2 separate regions of the Homo sapiens genome follow, and region 2 is linked to region 1. The links are chromatin loops, found by intact Hi-C in ENCODE. Cell type or tissue: Calu3. All regions are shown on one strand.

Region 1 (5,000 bases):
GTGGAATGAAGACTGTATTTTATACAACTCATAATCTCTGTGAAAAATGCAAACTCCCCTTGCTAAAAAGGATGGCGCTTTAATTTGTCACAGCATCCCCAAGCCTGCCTCAGCCCTAAAGGACATTCCAGACTTGAAACCCACTGCCACTGTAGATAAAATTCTCTCTTTACATCTATGTCTTTTTATGGATTAGTGGAACTAATTGAGAATAATGAACATATCAGAATAATTCCCAGTAATCTGTGGTACTGACATGGAAGCTAATTGTTACAGGCTGAATTATGTTCCTCCCAACTCCATATGTTGAAGACCTAACCCCTAGTACCTCAGAATGTGACTGCATTTGGAGACAGGGTGATCAAGTGAAAATGAGGCTGTCAGGTGGGTCCTACTGTAATCTGACTGGTGTTCACATTAAAGGAAATCTGGACACACAGAGATCCCAGGGTTGTGCACACACAGAGATGAAACATGTGAAGATGCAGTGAGAAGGTGGCCGTGGGCAAGCCCAGGAGAGAGGCCTCAGAAGAAATCAACCTTACTGACACCTTGACCGTGGACTGCTAGCATCCAGATCTATGAGAAAATTCATTGCTGTTTTTTGTTTGTTTGTTTGTTTGTTTTTGAGAAGGAGTCTTGCTCTGTCTCCAGGCTGAAGTGCAGTGATGTGATCTCAGCTCACTGCAACCTCTGCCTCCCGGATTCAAGCGATTTGATTCTCCTGTCTCAGCCTCCCAAGGAGCTGGGACTACAGGTGCTCACCACCACGCCCAGCTATTTTTTGTATTTTTAGTAGAGACAGGGTTTCACCATGTTGGCCAGGCTGGTCTCAGTCTATCGACCTTGTGATCTGACTGCCTCAGCCTCCAAAAGTGCTGGGATTACAGGCATGAGGCACCGTGCCCAGCCCATTTCTGTTATTTAAGCCACCCAGTCTGTGGTATTTTCTTATGACAGTCCTAGAAAACTAATACATTATTTGAAAATGAACTCAACCCTTCTGTTAAAAGAAAAAAATCTGAAATCAAGAAGGCCTGCCTTCATGCACCGAATAGACAAGCAATGGCTTTATACTGGCTTCCAGACAGGGCACCACAGAGGCCAGGTCCTCATGGGGTTCTGCCAGCCACGTGCTGCCTGCATTGACATCAGTGGGGGTCGGAATGGTCAACCCATCAAGCCTTCACTTTTGATTTCACTCTCATCTTGGAGACTAAATCCACTTATGAATAAAAAGCACCATCCCCTTGCAGACAAAGATTACATTTGACCATTTGCTTCATACACAACAACAACAAAAAAAATCCATTGGCATAGAGAGGGCTGTCTGTCATGTGTATTTACCAAGAATGATTTCTCTTTTTCAAGCACTGTTAACATTAATTATGATGAACATCTGGTAGAGAATATCTTCATGAAATTAGTGTTTATAATTCTTTCCTCAGCTTTTATCTTGAGTTAATATTAGACATGAATATGGAAAGAACATTGATTTAGTTCCTAATAAAAAGGGCTACCAAAATACTACTCTGCCAAGTTTGTCCCAATAAAATCCATGCCATTGAGAAAATTTTGTTTGTAGAAAATTAGTATTTATTTTTCCCTTTTATAAATTAATGAGGATTATACAACTTATTTTTCCTTCTAAATGTATCCTCTTGGATCTCAAAGCTAAGCACATTTTTAAAATATAATTGTTATCCTCAGCCTAGATATCGGGTGTATGTCTCTCCCTCACCACTACATTTCATTTGACCTTCAGTATTTAAACCAACAAATGTACCAAACTTTGCTTTTCCCCCATAAGCTTCTTCAAATTCTTAGCTGGAATTAGGACATAGATGATAATTCAGAATTATCCTTTTTAGAAAATAAGATAACTTCATTAAGGAGAGTAGTTCTTCACTGAGGGCATTTTTGCCCTCCAGGGAACATTTGATAATATCCGAAGACATTTTTCAGTTATCATAATGGAGTGGGGATGAGCACTGATGGCCAGGGATGTGCTAAACATTGTACATCATGCAGCACATCCCTTCCCAAAACCAAGTATTAACCAGCTCAAAATGCCAATAGTGCCAAGGCTGAGGAGCCCTGGCATGGAGTGAGCAGATTGGAAACATCAGAATAATTTGGTATGGCCCTAGTCAAACATTCAGTGTTTGAGGATGGAAAAACCTATATTGATCTCTAACTTTTCCTTTGTTATACTTTCTCATTCCAGAGAAACAATTGTTCAATACAATCTGTGCGTTTCATAGATATTCTTGGTTTCCTTTGTCTGAGTATTAGTGGCAGAATTTCTTCAGCTCTCCTAAAAATACGTTTAAAGTTACTAACAGCACCATTACACAAACTCGTTTTAATGATTAGAAATAGCTTAGTAAGCCACAGGCAGCTTACTAAACAATCTCAGTCCATTTCTTACTTTATTTTTGTCTGACTTTCCATGGTCCCAAGAGTTACAGCACATCCTTTCTGTCCATTATCTCTGACAGTAAGCCTAACTCCTACCTTAAGTAAGGTTGAGTGAAGATGTTACACTTAGGCCAGGAAGCCCCAGGGTGTTGGGTTAATGCGAAATCCTAAAATGCACCACTGACCATGGTTATTAGATTTGCATCTTGAGTAACAAAGTTCTGTAAAAATCTCACCAATGTGCAGTCTTCTATCCTCTTCCTTGTTTCTAATTCACAGACTGTAAATGTCAATCTGTTTTGTATACCTGCATTATCCGTCTGAACCAGTCTCACTATCAGAAGGATTCAATATGGACATTCTTTGTATTTAATCTAGTTTATTGGAAAAAAGTTAAAGTCAAAAACCACCTCATATTAAATAAAAACGAGACAAAGAAATGGCATGCTTTAGAAAGAAATAGCATGAATGAAAGGGTCAAAAAGTGAAAGAACCATGATATACAAGAGAAGAAGGAAAAAAAGTAGTTGGAGAAAACAATAAAATTTTGCAGACGGATATATTACAACAGACAGAACAAGGTAATTCAGAGAGCTCTGGGTGGGATGCAGAATCCTTTGCTTCTCTTTTCTCCTTAACTGGCAAAATGGCCTTGGCCAAGTCACCTCTCTGGACCTGCAAAAGAGGACTTATCTTGAATGATCTGGCTTCAAGTCCTTCTAAGCAGTAAATCCCTAGTTGTATCCATGCCTTGGGTTGGCTACTGAGAAACTCAAGGATCACACACTGAAATAGGCAGGCTGTCAAATACAAGTCGAATACAGGAGAAAGTGAAGAACAGTGTTTTAAAAGGGTGATCGGGAGGTCTCCCAAAAGAGGTCACCTCTTCCTCTGGAAGTATGCAAGAGGTGGCGGTCAAGGGAGAGGAAGGGAGGCTCAAGCATTCAATAGAGCCTTAATTCTCCAGTGGGAGATGAATGAGAAAAATATCCCCTGTGCACACCTGTTCTTTCCAAGGTGAATGGGAAAGAGTACAGGCAGAGAGGGTGGCCTACTTTCCATTCTTCAAACATGAAAAGCTTGTGCTCGCCTTGAGGCTTTTGTACAAATTGCTTTTTTCTACTTGAACTACTTGATAGGGTTGACCCTGTCCTTTCATTCAGGTTTCTACTCCATATCACCTCCTCAGAAAGGCATTCCCTACCCATCCAATCTAAAGTAACTGACAATCCACAGTAACCACCTGCACTCTTTAGACCTCACCTATTTTCTCTGTCTGCTCAAGTCTTTTGTCAGCATATCTCATTTTGATTTTTGTCTTTATACATTTGATGATCAGTCTTCCTCCTCTACAGTGTAAATTCCATGAGATCAGGGGTCCCTTAGGTTTTGTTCATTGCTCTATTCCCTGCTCCCAGCACAGTAAAATTCAACAAATATTGAAAGAATTTTTTAAAAAATATTTTTCATTCATAAGCAAATTTTTCATATGCAAAATAAAATTTGCATGTGGAAAGATCTAGAAGACAGAAAATGAAAACAAAGTAAGTTAAGAACAGATAGAGTCTTTTGGGGACATCTCTAAGACTTAGAAAAAAAAACAAGTCTTGATCCTGCAGGTCAAGTGAAAACCTGAAGGGTCACAGAAGAATAAACACATGAGCTGAAAAGAGCAACATTGCGGAGCGATTTATGTTTTCAAACTACTCAGTCCTGATGTCTAGGACCTTACAGCTCCAAATCTCAAAAAATGGGATTCATCACAAAGCAAGGACACAGTGAGCAGAGATGGAGTCAACACCTTTTCACAAAATTTAACAATCATCATCGATATGCACAGCCTTCATGTGTAGTGTATGCTCCCAGCTACAGCTGTAGTTACCCAATCTCAAAGCAAGTAAACAGCAAGATTCCACACTAGCTCTTAACTGGCCAAGCTATATTTCTATAACTAGAATTGCTATTTGTGGATTTCCATAAGTTATAATAACACGATAAGACCACTTTATCCATGTATTCTAGTGACTTTTTCTTCCTATAGCAAAAAGAAAAATACATCTTTCACCATTTACAAGTACAAATTTCAAGGAGAAATTTTAAAAGGAGAGTAACAAACTGTCCTGAGTTGCAGCAAGACTCCTGAGAGTTCCATTTCCTGGGCCCTCTGCTGCCTGTTTTTGGCATTGAACCCAGGAATCTTTTCTAAAGCACACAGAAATCTTGCAAAAGAGGCCATTTCTAGTTAGGCTTTTGTCCAACTGTCTAGTTAAATAAATTAAATTCTTAGATTACAAAATGTGCTTCAAAGGTTTAACAAATTGAAATGTCCTTAAGTATTTCAAATAAATTAAGGAAGAATTCCCATTCCCATAGTCTTCTACTTTCCTCTTCCACACCTATGATGAATGTCCTGAAAAGAATAAACCCAGGTAAATTTTTGGCGAGTAATTGTTTTAAATGATGACAAAACTTAGTTGCATCATGGTAATCATTTCTTTTGCTTATTGGGTAGCATTAAGTACAAACCTTAGTTTGTAAAACTATATGTTTTACTCTCTTAATATTTTAAACCTCAACTA
Region 2 (5,000 bases), 150 kb before region 1:
GTTTTGGTTACTGTAGCCCTGCAGCAGCTTCTTGATTGATCTCTTTGTTTCCTGATTCCTCTAACTTATCCTGTACATTAGTGCCAAATTGATATTCCTTAAAGTTCTTTCAACAAGTCACTGCTCACAGTTCAAAGTTTGAACATCATAGCTTAGAAGTAGCTATCTACAATGTGGTCCCAATAGACCTTCTGATCTTAACTTCTATTATTCTTTAATATCCTCTAGTTCAGAGAAGTCTTTTAAATATGCCCTACTCATTTTTGCTGCCAGAAAATTTTCTACATTCTGATCATTTTGGGGAATATAGTTTCTTCTTCTCTCAATTTATTCAGATCCCACAAGGCTCCACTTATGACCCACCTTCATGAAGCCATTTCTGATTGGGTTGCCACATTGCTCAATTCCAGGAGAAACCATTAACATATTTGTGCTCCAGGGAGCAAATTTCTTGTTTACTTTCTAATATTACCCTTTCTTCCCTTTAGACTTTAGTCTTATGTAAAGTTTAATTGATGTCATTCTGAAGATTATTTAACCTTTTCAATGTTTGAATGGTAACATATAATGAATATAATCTTCCCATTTCCCAGCTATTTTCCCATTCTTATCTAATCTTTCTCTTGTCCCACTTGTCAATTTTACTCATGGCTTTCCAGGGTCAGCATGTGTTTATGAAACACCTGCTGTGTGTCTTGAACTGTTTAAGACAATAGACATACACTGTTGAATGAATTAGACTTGATCTTTGCTTTGGTGCAGCACTCATATCACTGCATACGCAATCTATGGGATCAAGTGTGGCAAGGGGGAAGTATCAGATGCTAAGGTGGCTTTAACAATAGGCTAGTGAGGTCATGAAAGGGGCCCCAGACATCTATTTCATGCATAGTTCTCAGGATCACTTCTAGCTTTATTTATACTGTTCCACATGAAGAGGAAACAACCAACCCCAGATCTGCTAAAATGTGTTCAGGGTCTCACATTGTCTCCTAGGTACTCTATTTGAGTAGAATGAGAAGTGCAGTCATTACATCTGCCACAAAAAAGCACATGTCTTCCAAATGTACATATAATGCATACATGGATGTGACATTGGTATATCTTTAGTTTTAATATTTTAAAAATTATATATAGATATGTAAATTATTCAAAGGCAGGGAGCATCCCTTCTGCTTTGTAAAGAATATTTGCGGTGAGGGTTAGCAACCCCAGCTGATCATGACAGACTCTATTTAAATATCCACAGTTTCAAAGCCTAGCTTCTCCCAAAGATTAAAAAAAAAAAAACCCAAACCAAAACAAAGCAAAAGCTATTAGAAAACAATATTATTTTCTATATTAATAAATAAAGAAAAACAATATTAAAGTAGATAATATAAAGTAAAACAATATTATCTAAGAGCTGGGCAACTTGATGTATGTAGGGTTTGCAGCTGTGTCATTTTAAGCCATTCTTGATATTACTAACTGGGTACTACAAGTTAAACTTTAAGTTTAAACTAAACTACATTATCTGTCTATCACCTATCTATCTATTTATCTATTAACTATTATCAATATCTATCTTTAAAGTAGGATACCTTATATATTGTAACCGTATTCTATTATCAAAGTAGCTGGCTCTATAGTATTATATGTGTTCAGAGGGTTTTTTTCCTCCTTTCATAAATCATTTTTGAGTCTTTTCTACGGGATAGAGAGAATCAAGTGTAAGGTGTATTGAAGATTAAGTTAATTTATAGTGCTTCTCTTTGCTATCAGTGTATTCTCAATGTTTTAATAACAATGCATGGACCCCACTCCCTATGTTTTAGGACATAGAGTGATCACTGCATTTTGCCCAAGTTTCATTGTCACCTGCCAGGAACTGAACTGGACATAAGATTCATCCATGTTCCTGAAGACCCTTCTCTGCCATCTGGCATGCACCCTGAGTCAGTGTCCAGGAGCTTGGCTGATAGAACCAGCCACTGGATGTCACCCTTTCTCTATAACCAACAAACAGCGCTGGCTGCTCACAACCACCACCAAAGTGCCCACTGCTGGTCTGATGTGTTGGCAGTAAGACACCAGCTCACAGATTAGACCACACCTTCAACCTCACCTCCCAGAATTCTAAGAGAACTCATCTTCACTAAGTCTGTCTGTCATCATGAACTACCTATTATGTTTTGTTTTCTCCCATTTCTCTGAGAACAGGAATTTTTACATAGGGAAAGACTTAATTATTTGCTTAGAGATTTCTGATGATTCTTGATGATGAAGAGAAAATACTTTTTGTATTAGTTTTCTAGGGCTGCCATAACAAAATACCATGGTTGGAGGGGTGGAGGACGGGGAGTTAAACAACAGAAATGTATTTCCTCACAGTCTAAAAAAGTCTAAGGTCTAAGAAAGTCTAAGGTCTACGGAAGTCTAAGTGTTGGCAAGGTTGTTCCCTCCTAAGCCTTCTCCTCTTCTTCTTGGCCATCCTCCCCTGTATCCTCACAGGTCTTCCCTCTGTACATGTCTGTGTCCTAATTTCCTCTTTGTGTAAGGACACCAATCAAATTGGATTAGGGCCCACCCTAATTACATCATTTTGATTTCATTACCTCCTTAAAAGCCTTATCTTCAAAGGCAATCATATTGGGGGTTAGGACTCCAACATACCCTCAAAAATTTGGGGGAAGGAGGCAGAATTCAACCCATAAAGCTTTTCTTTTTCCAGATCATCTGATTCTTGTGTATTCTCTTATTGTTGCTGACAATTAAACCACATAGCATTTATATAGGCTGGTGGAAGTTGGATGGTGTTGTGCCTTTTAAGAAACTTGAAAAGAACCAACTGTCTCCACACTGGATTTTCTCAACACACAAGCCAGGGAGGTCAACACTGATGACTCACATCATGTCGCTATTTAATCCTGTCCCACCTTCTAACATACAATCTGTCTTGTCTTCCCAATTCCACTTTGCTATGTATTATCTAAAATGCAGAATCCAAGGCTAATTCTGCTCTTTATTTCCAGGTGCTCATTCAAAATATATAATAAGCAATGTGAAAAAAACACTAGGCTATAATTCAGAAAATGTGACATCATCCATGTCACAATAATGTATCTTCAACACACTGTCCAAGAGTATATCATAAAGCTAAGCCAATAATACTTTCCCTGATTTCAAATAGTGTTGTAATAAAGTTAAGCTCTAATGAATGTGTTTTGAAAGCTGTAAAGTACCATCTAGCATATTGAATAGCTGTCACTGTCCATTTTTATGATTATTGTCATATGAATGAATGGATGAACCGCTGTTTTATCCTTTAAAACCAGCTAGTTTCCATTCCTATGGATCGCATAACTCTCTCCACTTACCTTTATTAGAGTGTTCCTTATACTGTATTTTAAATCTAACTTTACTGATCTGTTTTTCCACTGAGTTACAAACCCCTGGAAAAAAAGGATTGTGTCTGCAAGCAGCTCAGTTTCCTCAACGCATAACCCTACATGGTTCTCAGGAGAAACTCCCTGTGCTTTCTGATGACTGACTGCCTCTCCTCAGAGCATGTCAGCTGCATTTCTTTCTGGGTAGCAAGCATCCTGTCTTCTTTTCTGTCCTCCTACCCGGTGCCTCCAAGCCCCCACCCATCCATAGTGGTATGTAAGCATCTTTCCAGTCTCTTCTGCTGTTACCCCAGCAATGTGTGGGACTGTGCTTGGGTTTGGTGTTTCTTTTCACCTTGTTACTCATCTCTGTCCACTGAAAAGCTTAAACCACACAGAAATGCCAGGCTGTTTTCAATTACCTTTTAATTTATGTATTTATTTTGAGACAGAGTTTAGCTCTTATTGCCCAGGCTAGGGTGCAGTGGCAGGATTTCACCTCACTGCAACCTCCGCCTCCCAGGTTCAAGTGATTCTCCGGCCTCAGCCTCCCGAGTAGCTGGGATTACAGGCTTGTGGCACTACGCCCAGCTAATTTTTGTATTTTTTAGTAGAGACAGGGTTTTGCCATGTTGGTCAGGCTGGTCTCAAAGTCCTGACAGCAGGTGATCCACCTGCCTCAGCCTCCCAAAGTCTGGGATGACAGGCGTGAGCCACCACCCCTGCCCCCTGCCCCCTCCTCCACTTTTTTTTTCCTGAAATCATAGGGCAGTTCTGCTAGCATGGTATAGAGTGCAGGTACTCCAGGGCAGGGTGACCCAGTGATATGGGATAACCACCCAGCTACTTTGAGATTGTTGAAATGTCTGCTTTCTGATTTCCCTGTCCAGGCTGTCTCTGTCAGATTAGAGCAATTAAATGATAATGAGGACTGTACATAGGAAAATTAATTCTGGGGACTGTAATTAGCATCCTCCCTATGGGAAACTTATACATGTGTGTAAGCACTGAGGAAAACCCTGAAATATCTGCTAGTATAATAAAAAGAGGCAGTTTTGAGATAGAATGCTGGATTAATTTATTATGAACCGGAAGCATGTTGTTGTAAGAGAGACAAATTCGATTCCTTTAATGTGACTTCGACATTACATGCTTGCCTTCCTTGCTTACTTTGAATGTGATCAAGTTCAAAACTAGATACAAGGGGGAGGAGAGACAGGCATTTAACTGGATTTCTCAAAGTGTATTTTCTATGCAATTCTCTAGTTTGTGTTTGTGATATTAACCAGAAGAATTTTCTTTTCAGTTCTGGAAGCATCAACAGCCCTACTTGTTAGGATTTTGGATATTTCTTTGCCCTTTTTTCCCAGGATTCTTCCTGATTTAAGAGAAATCCTAATTCTTTAATGTTATTTGTGCCTTTTTTGACTATATATATATATATATATATATATATATATATATATAGAGAGAGAGAGAGAGAGAGAGAGAGAGAGAGAGAGAGACAGAGAGAGAGAGAGAGAGAGACAGAGATAGATAAATAGTCTATACTCTGTACATTTATTATAAGATTATCTTCTTTCCTTCAACAGAACGACCCATGATTTGGTTTTCCAAATCTTTCTTCAGGGA

The links. A loop is a pair of places that touch in the nucleus more often than their neighbours do. Peaks named below come from ENCODE experiments on the same cell type or tissue, not always from the same donor. Only the 100,000 strongest peaks of a DNase experiment are listed, where the experiment ranks them.
Region 2: a loop joins it to region 1, with 17 times the contacts of the local background. A loop is called at or near these places in 11 of 110 quality-filtered maps.

The regions. Positions count from the first base shown.
Region 1 is chr13:101,936,986-101,941,985 of GRCh38, forward strand. It overlaps a transcript of FGF14 not described here. Among named protein-coding and RNA genes, the nearest start is that of FGF14, 23 kb to the left of the region's middle. In Calu3, no CTCF peak of the experiment used is centred here; no DNase peak of the experiment used is centred here.
Region 2 is chr13:101,784,076-101,789,075 of GRCh38, forward strand. The region is part of intron 3 of FGF14 (fibroblast growth factor 14); the gene reads right to left. Among named protein-coding and RNA genes, the nearest start is that of FGF14, 130 kb to the right of the region's middle. In Calu3, no CTCF peak of the experiment used is centred here; a DNase peak (open chromatin) is centred at 2,016.